3 separate regions of the Homo sapiens genome follow, and all the other regions are linked to region 1. A link is a contact called in ENCODE Hi-C data. All regions are on one chromosome and are shown on one strand. The core of a region is the stretch at or near the end of the contact, and the rest is flanking DNA. Distances in the headings are between cores, read along the strand shown. Region 1 holds the start of CYLD-AS1 (CYLD antisense RNA 1). Region 2 overlaps CHD9 (chromodomain helicase DNA binding protein 9). Region 3 holds the start of N4BP1 (NEDD4 binding protein 1).

Region 1 (2,781 bases), core at 75-2,574:
TTATCCAGTGCCCACACGAGAGCCTGGCATATGCTAGGCACTGAATACAGAGAAATGAATGAAAGACTCAAGTGGTAACAGTGAAAACAAAATTGCATTTCCTCCTCCTGTTTAAGGGATTAAACCAAGAGAAAGAGAAGAGAAAAAGACTCAGGAATTGGGAGTATTTAATGAATTTTGCCTAAAACTTCAGTAATTCTCTAGATAAAATGAAATCATGCTAAACCACTTCATTGTTATACATATAAGAAGAAACAAATACGGAAAATTTCACAATTACGAAACCAAGTTGTTTTGAGGTTTATTTGATACTAGCTTCCTACAGCCTCAACTAGCATGTATGATGCTTATAAATTCTGTACAACCAATGAAAAAAAAACTAATTTAAATCATAGTGTGAAAATCAGGAACAAAATACTAATAGTTTGATAAACAACATAACTATTCCTTTCTCTCTCCCTGTGTTGGAGACTTCCTTAAATCAAACAAAACCACAGTTTAGGTGTGCCAGACTATAAAAATCATTGCTGCTTAATGTTAGTTGTGCTTTATATAACAAGCCTTATCTGCTTCTCACAAAAGTTACCACCCAGAGGAAGGTTTATTTGCAAGAATACTATACAATTTTGCAGCAGAATATTAGAGAATGTTCTGGGTGTTACTTCAATAAGAATTTCCAGCAAATCATTTTCTCCTAATACTGTTCTAGTTCAAATCCACCTACTGCTCAGTGGGGAATGGGAGGCTAAATTCTTAAGGCCATTCAGTCTACTTGGGGCGTGAGGGGGTGTGTAGAAAGCCAACAATCAAACGAACACCCTCTCAAGGCCTGGGTGCTTCTCTGAGAGCCAATGATTGCAAAATGAACAATCTTATTAAGATCCCTAATTAGCCCGAATTCAAAAGCAAGGTAGGCATGCTCCTTAGCTGAGCTAAGGATAAAACTTTCCAGGAAAAATTGAGGAGAAGAAGGTGGCAGGGATGATGGGGGCTGGGAGACTGCAAGGCCACAGGCTTGGTGGCTGGAAGATGACAACTATCCTAAAACATTCAAATGCCAAGGGGTGGAAGAGAAACGATGCCAAGTACATGAATAACCGGCAGCTGACCCAGCTGAGTACCAAACTCAACACCATCTCCTGAAGATTTCATGACTTCGCCCCCGCCCCCCATTCGCCCCCCACCCCCCTCGATTGTTAACATGAAAGAAAAACATAAAGAAAGAATACCTGTCACAGCAGGGCGCACCTTTCAACTAAGGAACTCCGGGTGGCTGTGTAGAACCATCCTCACCCTAGAAAGGGGGAAACTGAAAGAAAAAGCAGAACACGCCATTAACAAGGCCAGAACCCCGACTGCCATTCCTGGACGGGAGCCACCAACACCCGCAAAATCGATCGGTACGTACGCCCCGCGGCGCGGTCGGTAGGAATCACAGCCCCGGGCTCCTGAGGCCAACCGTGGCCGTCGGGGCCCGCCAGCGGCCTGTGCCTCAGTCTCCCAATCTGTAAATGGGGTGGGGGGCGGGAGGGGGACAGCGTCCCGCGCGGCTCCCGCCCCAAGTCCTCTCTCCTCTGGGGGTCCCGATGGTGGCGACCCCGCACGCTCCCCGGACTCGCAGCCCTCCCGGGAAGCCTCGGGGGATGGGGAAGCCCCGGTGGGGGGGGGAAACCCGGGCTGACGTCAGCGGGCTCGGCAACCCGCGGGCCCGGCCGGCTCGGGCCCGGGCAACTAACGGGCCGGCGCCGAGGGCCCGATGGTCGCCGCGGCGGCTCCGGACGCCCTGAGGCCAGGCGGCTGCGCCGAGGGGATCCGGCCGCCCGCCGGCCGCCAGCCGCCCGCTCATTCACTAACCTCGGGCGGCGGGGCGTCGCCCCTCGCCCCGGCTCCCCAGCCCGCGTCCCGGGCCGGCCCCGGCTCCCCACACCCACCGCCCTAGTATTTACCTCCGACGCGCGGCCCCCGCGCAGCCAAACCTGCTACCTGGGCCCGCCCCCACCTGCCCCGCCTCCGAACCGCACAGGGAAGAGGGAGGGAGCGGGGGCGGAGGGGGCAGCCGCCGCGCTAGCCAATCGTAGGCCGAGCTGCGCTCCTGAGCGGGCCGTGATTGGGCCTCCCTGTGACAGACCTTCCTCCAATGGCTGCCAGCCCGGCGCCGGCCGAAGGGACTTTCCGCTCTGTCAAGCTCGGTGGAACCAAAGGGAAAGCGAAGGGGCGGGGCAGAGAAGAGCGGCGGATGGAGGCGGGAAGCTCAAGCTGATTGGGCGAAAGGCTGTGGGTGCCGCGTCACCATTGGCTGATGCTGGAGCCGGGGCGGGGCGCTGCGCTGCCACCAGCTCCGCCTCCCGTGCTCCCGCCTCAGCTGTCAAAACTGTAGACGCTTAGGTTTGGGCTGGGTTAAGAGTCCAGATGAAGGTTGAAATAGGATTCCAGGATGCCGTGAGAGAGCAAAGCTTTAGAATCAGACCTCAGTTTGAATCTTTGGCGCTTTCATTCAGTGGCTGCGTGACCTGAGGAAGTCACAACCACGCTGAGCCTCAATGTCCTCATCTGTAAAATGGAGATCATAGTATCGGTTGTCTTACAGGATTGTGGCAAAATACCGAGCTAAAGTTCCTGGCACGCAGTACCAGCTCAGGAAAGGTTCATCTCTTCCTCCTCCGCAGATTCAGCCTGGGACGCTTGCTGTTTCCGAACCTCTGTTGCCACCTATCCCAGTTTGGAGGGAATTTTCCCAAGGATGGTGAAGAAGGGATTTCCACACGCCGCCTCACTCAGCCC
Region 2 (2,781 bases), core at 142-2,641, 2.4 Mb before region 1:
CTGATGTAGTAGTAGGATGGTTTTATTAAAAATCCCCATATTACAGATTGGAGACAGAGGCCTATAGTGACTTGCCAATGTCATAGAGCTTCTAAGTGTTTGTGAAGGTAGATTCTACTCAAGCTGGGGGTGGCAGCTCACGCCTGTAATCCCAGCACTTCGAAAGGCCAAGGCCAAGGTGGGTGGATTGCTTGAGCCCAGGAGTTCAAGACCAGCCTGGACAACATGGTGAGACTCCATCCCTACAAAAAAATTAAAAAATTAGTCGGGCATGGTTGTGCATGCCTGTAGTCCCAACTACTTGGGAGGCTGAGGCGGGAGGATCACTTGAGCTCAGGAGTCCCAGGCTTCACTGAGCTATGATCAGCCACTTTACTCCAGCAGCCTGGGCAACAGAGCAAGACCCTGTCTTTTGGAAAAAAAAAAAAAAAAAGACGAATGAGTCTAAATTCAGAGTGCTTTCTAATTCAAAAGGAACAGTGATTTTCAGTTAATATCGCTTTTTACAGGTGTGATACCCAAGGATCACTTCTCTTTTAATTTCCTTTCCCATAGCAGCCCTATTCTCCTCACATTCAGAGGACACAAAGACTGTACAGGCAGCAACTGCACAAAGAACCCATAGACAAAATAAGTAGGGGCCATTTTGTGGATAATTTGGGAATGGGAATTCGGTCCTTGTGGCAGGAGAAGTTTTCTTCGGCTCACATTCTCCGGGTGAGTCATGTAGGTTTATCCCATTATTTGCACAATTCCTCACCTCTCCCCGTGGGCTGCAGTATCACCCAGCCACAATGGCATCTGCCCTTCACCGCTTCATCCCCTGCAGCCTGCTTGGTCAGGGCCTGGCAGGGAGCTGAGGAGCCCAGAGAGGGAGGGGAGGAAGCACGCGGCCGCCAGTGGCTGTCAGCTTTCCCAGCTGACTCAACTCCCCACCTCCTCCTCCCCCGCCCTGCACACAGCCACCAGCCTCCTAACTTTCCATTTCCAGGCCTCTGGGGTGGGAGCACCCCCTCCCGCTGCCCGGGGCGCCTGGTCTGCAGTCTGGGGCTGCCAGGGCACCACGCCAGCTGGCCTGGCGGGCTCTCTCCCGGGACTCTTAGAGTCTGCTGTCATGGAGAGAACGGAATATAGGTCAAGGTGCTCTCGGAAGGGCCCAGGGGAGGATCACCTGACTGGGAGGTGTGTGACTCAGCGGGAAGGGAAGGGGTGGAGCCGAATCTCCCGCCCGGAGGAGTCCGGAGGAGGAAGAGGTCAGGTTGCCTCTGTCTGGCTGATTGTCAGGGGAGGAAGGAGAAAGCAGCTGGAGGCAGAAGGAAGGATAAGATGACCTCTGGTGACCTATCTAAGGTGGAACACAAATCCATTCCAGAGCGGGCCGTCCCCCTCGGTGTAGCTGAAACCACTCCCAGCTCAGAACTCTCTCTGTGGTCGTGAAGACCTAATTAGCTGCCAAAGTGAGAAACCAAATTAACCGAACGCTCATCACTCCAGACTCCATCGACCCAGGCCCCTAAAAGAAACCAAAGACCCTGGTACAGCACACAAAGGTGGCCATCCCCATTAGAAGCAATTCGATCGTTTCCCCCAATCAATTCTGAATATGAAAATTACTAACCCATTTTATTTTACGGGTCCACACGGCAGGGGCCTCCTTTCAAGGGTGCGGCAGTTGCTGCTGTTGCTGGAACAGCAGCTGCTCTGTCTGAGCCTCACTTCCTCTGGCTCCAGCTGCAGGTTCCTCCTGGCCAAGCAGGGAGTTTCCTCATTCTCAGGGCTCTGGGCCCAGGCCTTGCTAGCGGCCACCCTCACCTCCCACCCTCAGCTGCTCACCACCCACCCTCTGTGGGTAGTGCTCTGGGACTCCCTCGTTCCATGAGTCAGAGCCAGGCTGGAGACAGACAGTAGGCTTCCTTTATTAAATCAGCCTCCTGCCCCGTACACTATAGAGGAAAGCTATAATTACTCCTTTGGCCTGGCTCTGAGAACTGAGCCACAGACGCTTGACTAGGAGCGACGGTTCTTGATTTCTGCATTTATCTAATGATGCACCCCAGTTTGGAAATAAGAATAACAGCCAGGGGTTAAGGGCTTGTTACACAAACGTCAGATGTTTTGCATATGTAATGGGGTGCATTGGGCCTGGATAGTCATGTAGATTGCTAGAAAAATCGCTATATTAAGGCTGCCAGGAGTTTTCTGTTTTGTTTTGCATGCCTCCTGCCTCGCGTTGATTGAGTCACACTTGAGGTGGCCTGCTCATTGCTGATGTTGGTTTACAAGAGACAAAGAAAAAAGCAGCCAAACATTGTTTCGGGTCTCCAGGTCAGGACTCTTTCATCCCTTAGGTATAATAGACACAAAATCTCAGGCCTCCCAGCTTTTCTTTCTTTCTTTTTTTTTTTTTTTTTGAGACGGAGTCTCACTCTGTTGCCCAGGCTGGAGTGGGGCAGAGCCATATCAGCTCACTGCAACCTCCACCTCCTGGGTTCAAGCAATTCTCCTGCCTCAGCCTCCCAAATAGCTGGGATTACAGATGCCCAACACCATGCCCAGCTTATTTTTGTATTTTTAGTAGAGACGAGGTTTCACCATGTTGGCCAGGCTGGTCTTGAACTCCTGACCTCAGGTGATCCACCCGCCTCGGCCTCCCAAAGTGCTGGGATTACAGGCGTAAGCCACCACGCCTGTCTGCCTCCCAGCTTTTCTACTGGTTTACAGAAATGTCTGAAACCTGAAAAAACAGTTGGTTCCAATTTTTTTTTTGAGACGAAGTCTCGC
Region 3 (2,781 bases), core at 178-2,677, 2.1 Mb after region 1:
ATGTACACAGATGGCACAGACTCCTGGGCCCACAAGTTCACTGTGGTTGCATAATCCACACAAAGATTTTCCCTGAAAATTAGGCCTTAAATATATTGCTTAAGTTAGCAATAATAATGTTCAGTGAGCACTTACAGTGTTGGGTGCTGTATTAATATTCACAATAGGAAGTACTATTATTATCTACATTTTATAGATGAAAAATTAAAACAGAGAGAGGTAATATTCCCAGAGCCCCTATCTACTATAGCCACAATATTTAGCTGAAGGAAAGGAATCCAACACTTTATCTTCCACAATCTGTTTTCATGGACTCAGAGAATATAAAGGCCTGGAAAAGGCCTTAGAGATAACTGAGTGTACTCTTTTATTTTACAGATCAGAAAACAGACCTGGAGAGGGGTTAGGGTTTATTTGCTCCAGTCCCAGGGAAGATCATGAGTGAGCCCCCAAACTCCCACTTTTCGGGCTTCTCCCATAACATATCCCCTTTCTTCCCTCACAGAAGAAATCACTCTCCTGAATTTATCTTTTTTTTTTTTTTTGAGACGGAGTTTCGCTCTTCTTGCCCAGGCTGGAGTGCAATGGCGCAATCTCGGCTCACCGCACGCAACCTCTGCCTCCAGGGTTCAAGCGATTCTCCTGCCTCAGCCTCCCTAGTAGCTGGGATTACAGGCATGTGCCACCACGCCGCGCTAATTTTTTTTTTTTTTTTTTTTTTTTTTTTTTTTTTTTTTTTTTTTTTTAGCAGAGACGGGGGTTTCTCCATTTTGGTCAGGCTGGTCTCGAACTCCGGACCTCGAGTGATCCACCCGCCTCTGCCCCCACAGACTGCTGGGATTACAGGCGTGAGCCACCGCGCCCGGCCTTCTTGAATTTATCTTAATCATTTTTTTGATTTTCAATTCTCCGTAAGTATGCCCATTTTCTTCTCTTCTTGCTACCATTTTTACTGAAAGAAATAAAAAGGGAAAGAGAAAAAAGTGAGAAGGGCAGCTAAGAAGGTAAAAGGGTAGGGAGGAAGGGAAGAAACAGAGAAAGAAAAGTCCCGTCTGCCTGTGGATTAACGTGAAACTGAATAACTCAACTGCTAGAATCCTGGTTTGAGCGTCAAGATGTCTGAGGTCAAGTCCAATCCCTGTGACACTCTCAGTCTCGCCTCCTGGCAATTAAGTTTCCCCAACTATAAACCCATATATCTACATCCACCAGATCCCGCGAAAGCGGTTTCCCCTCATCAAAGAAGTCCGCCCAGGCCTCCAAAACCATCCCTTTATTCTCAACCAACATGGCGACTGAGGGTGACGTCAACTTCCGTCGCCTTCACCCTACTCCCTTCCCCTAGGGGGCGGCGAGCCTCAATGACGGCTGCGGCCGGGGCGCATGCGCGGCGGCGGGGCCCGGCCCGCGGCGGCGGCAAAGGGGCGGAGGGGTTCGCTGCCAGCAATTGCCAAGCTGCTGCGGTCGTGGCGGGATGGTATAGCCGGGCCTGAGGGCGGGCGGCGGGGCGCGGGCGGGGGCGAGGCGGCCGGGAAGGGCCGACGCCGCCTGACTGGCTTGGGAGCAGCGGCAGCAAGCTGAGGGGGCGTCGCCGCCGCCGGCCCCCGGCGCCGCCGCGGGAGGCCGCGCCCGCCATGGCGGCCCGGGCGGTGCTGGACGAGTTCACTGCGCCAGCTGAGAAGGCGGAGCTGCTGGAGCAGAGCCGCGGCCGTATCGAGGGCCTGTTTGGCGTGAGCCTAGCCGTGCTCGGCGCGCTAGGGGCTGAGGAGCCGCTGCCCGCGCGCATCTGGCTGCAGCTCTGCGGGGCGCAGGAGGCGGTGCACAGCGCCAAGGTGAGTCCGGCCGCCGCCCCCGCGCGCCCGCGGCCTCGATCGGTCCGGGTCTCCGGGCTCCCGCTCCTCCCCGCCCCCGCCGTCCGCCGCGATGCGCCTGGGTTGGGAACGCAGTCTCGGGAGCCAGCGAACGTGCCTTTTCGGCTCGCGAGCCATGTGACCTTGGATAGCGGCTTGATCCCCGGAGCCTCAGTTTCCCCATTTGTAAAGTGGCGCTGACGAAAGTACCTACCTCAGAGGGCTGTCGCGAGGATGAAAGTGGGGGATGTGTATGAAGCGCAGGCACAGCGTGTGGCACGGATCGGGTGCGCTGCGCATGTCGCCTGTTGTTGTCAGTTCCCCGGCCCCCAGGATGGTACGCAAGGCCTGTTGCTGGGCCCGCAGCCTCGTCCACCACCTAAGCCTTTATCCCCCAGTCCCGGGCCTCCACTACTGCAGTTCTGAGCCTTTTTGGGATCTCAGTTCCTCTTGAGAATCGGAAAAAAACTATTAATAGTAATAAAACGCTCGGAGAATGTCAGAAAGAAAGGATTTATGTTTACCTATTTTTTTCTATTTGAGACAGGGTCTCACTCTGTCACCCACAGTGGAGTGCAGTGTGGCGCGGTCTCAGTTCACTGCAGCCTCGACTTCCCGGGCTCAAGTGATCCTCCCACCTCAGCCTCCCGAGTAGCTAGTACTATAGGAGCGCGCCACCACGCCCGGCTCATTTTTTTTTTTTTTTTTGGTAGGGGATTTCACTATGTTGCCCGGGCAGGTCTCGAACTCTTGGACTCAAGTCATCCTCCCATCTCGGTCACCCAAAGTGCTGGGACTACACGCGGGAGCCACCCCGGCCGGATATTTAATATGTTAACAAAAAATAGCGTTATTCTTTGTATTGATATTACCTACAACTAACATTTACATAACGCTTAAGAACATCACAGGTTGCTTCAGAAGGAATGTG

Evidence for each region. A loop is a pair of places that touch in the nucleus more often than their neighbours do. Pooled maps may share reads with other maps.
Region 2: a pooled map shows a loop between it and region 1 (4-fold over the local background). The contact joins the enhancer-like site here to the promoter of CYLD-AS1 in region 1. A Hi-C loop is called at or near these places in 3 of 50 pooled maps.
Region 3: a pooled map shows a loop between it and region 1 (14-fold over the local background). The contact joins the promoter of N4BP1 here to the promoter of CYLD-AS1 in region 1. A Hi-C loop is called at or near these places in 11 of 50 pooled maps.

Annotation. Positions count from the first base shown.
Region 1 is chr16:50,741,290-50,744,070 of GRCh38, reverse strand. It overlaps CYLD-AS1 (CYLD antisense RNA 1), which reads left to right and starts at 1,324. Exons shown (of 7, transcript NR_184279.1): 1 at 1,324-1,400; 2 at 2,667-2,743. CYLD (CYLD lysine 63 deubiquitinase) reads right to left here and starts at 1,985. Exons shown (of 19, transcript NM_001378743.1): 1 at 1,947-1,985; 2 at 1,230-1,309. MIR3181 (microRNA 3181) reads right to left here and starts at 1,766; the gene lies at 1,694-1,766. RefSeq lists an enhancer at 1,231-1,330 and a silencer at 1,571-2,170.
Region 2 is chr16:53,098,106-53,100,886 of GRCh38, reverse strand. The region is part of intron 1 of CHD9 (chromodomain helicase DNA binding protein 9); the gene reads right to left. Among named protein-coding and RNA genes, the nearest start is that of CHD9, 45 kb to the right of the region's middle. RefSeq lists enhancers at 558-657, 1,608-1,687, 1,778-1,827, 730-1,929, 1,888-2,017 and a silencer at 958-1,067. Within about 2 kb of position 1,391, at least 40 of the 41 ENCODE cell types and tissues checked have a DNase peak (open chromatin) inside an H3K27ac peak, as active enhancers do.
Region 3 is chr16:48,608,826-48,611,606 of GRCh38, reverse strand. N4BP1 (NEDD4 binding protein 1) reads left to right here and starts at 1,427. Exons shown (of 7, transcript NM_153029.4): 1 at 1,427-1,832. The coding sequence starts at 1,635. LOC124903687 (a long non-coding RNA gene) reads right to left here and starts at 1,297. Exons shown (of 2, transcript XR_007065063.1): 1 at 1,089-1,297; 2 at 394-952. RefSeq lists enhancers at 1,157-1,236, 1,247-1,296, 2,247-2,296 and a silencer at 1,337-1,936.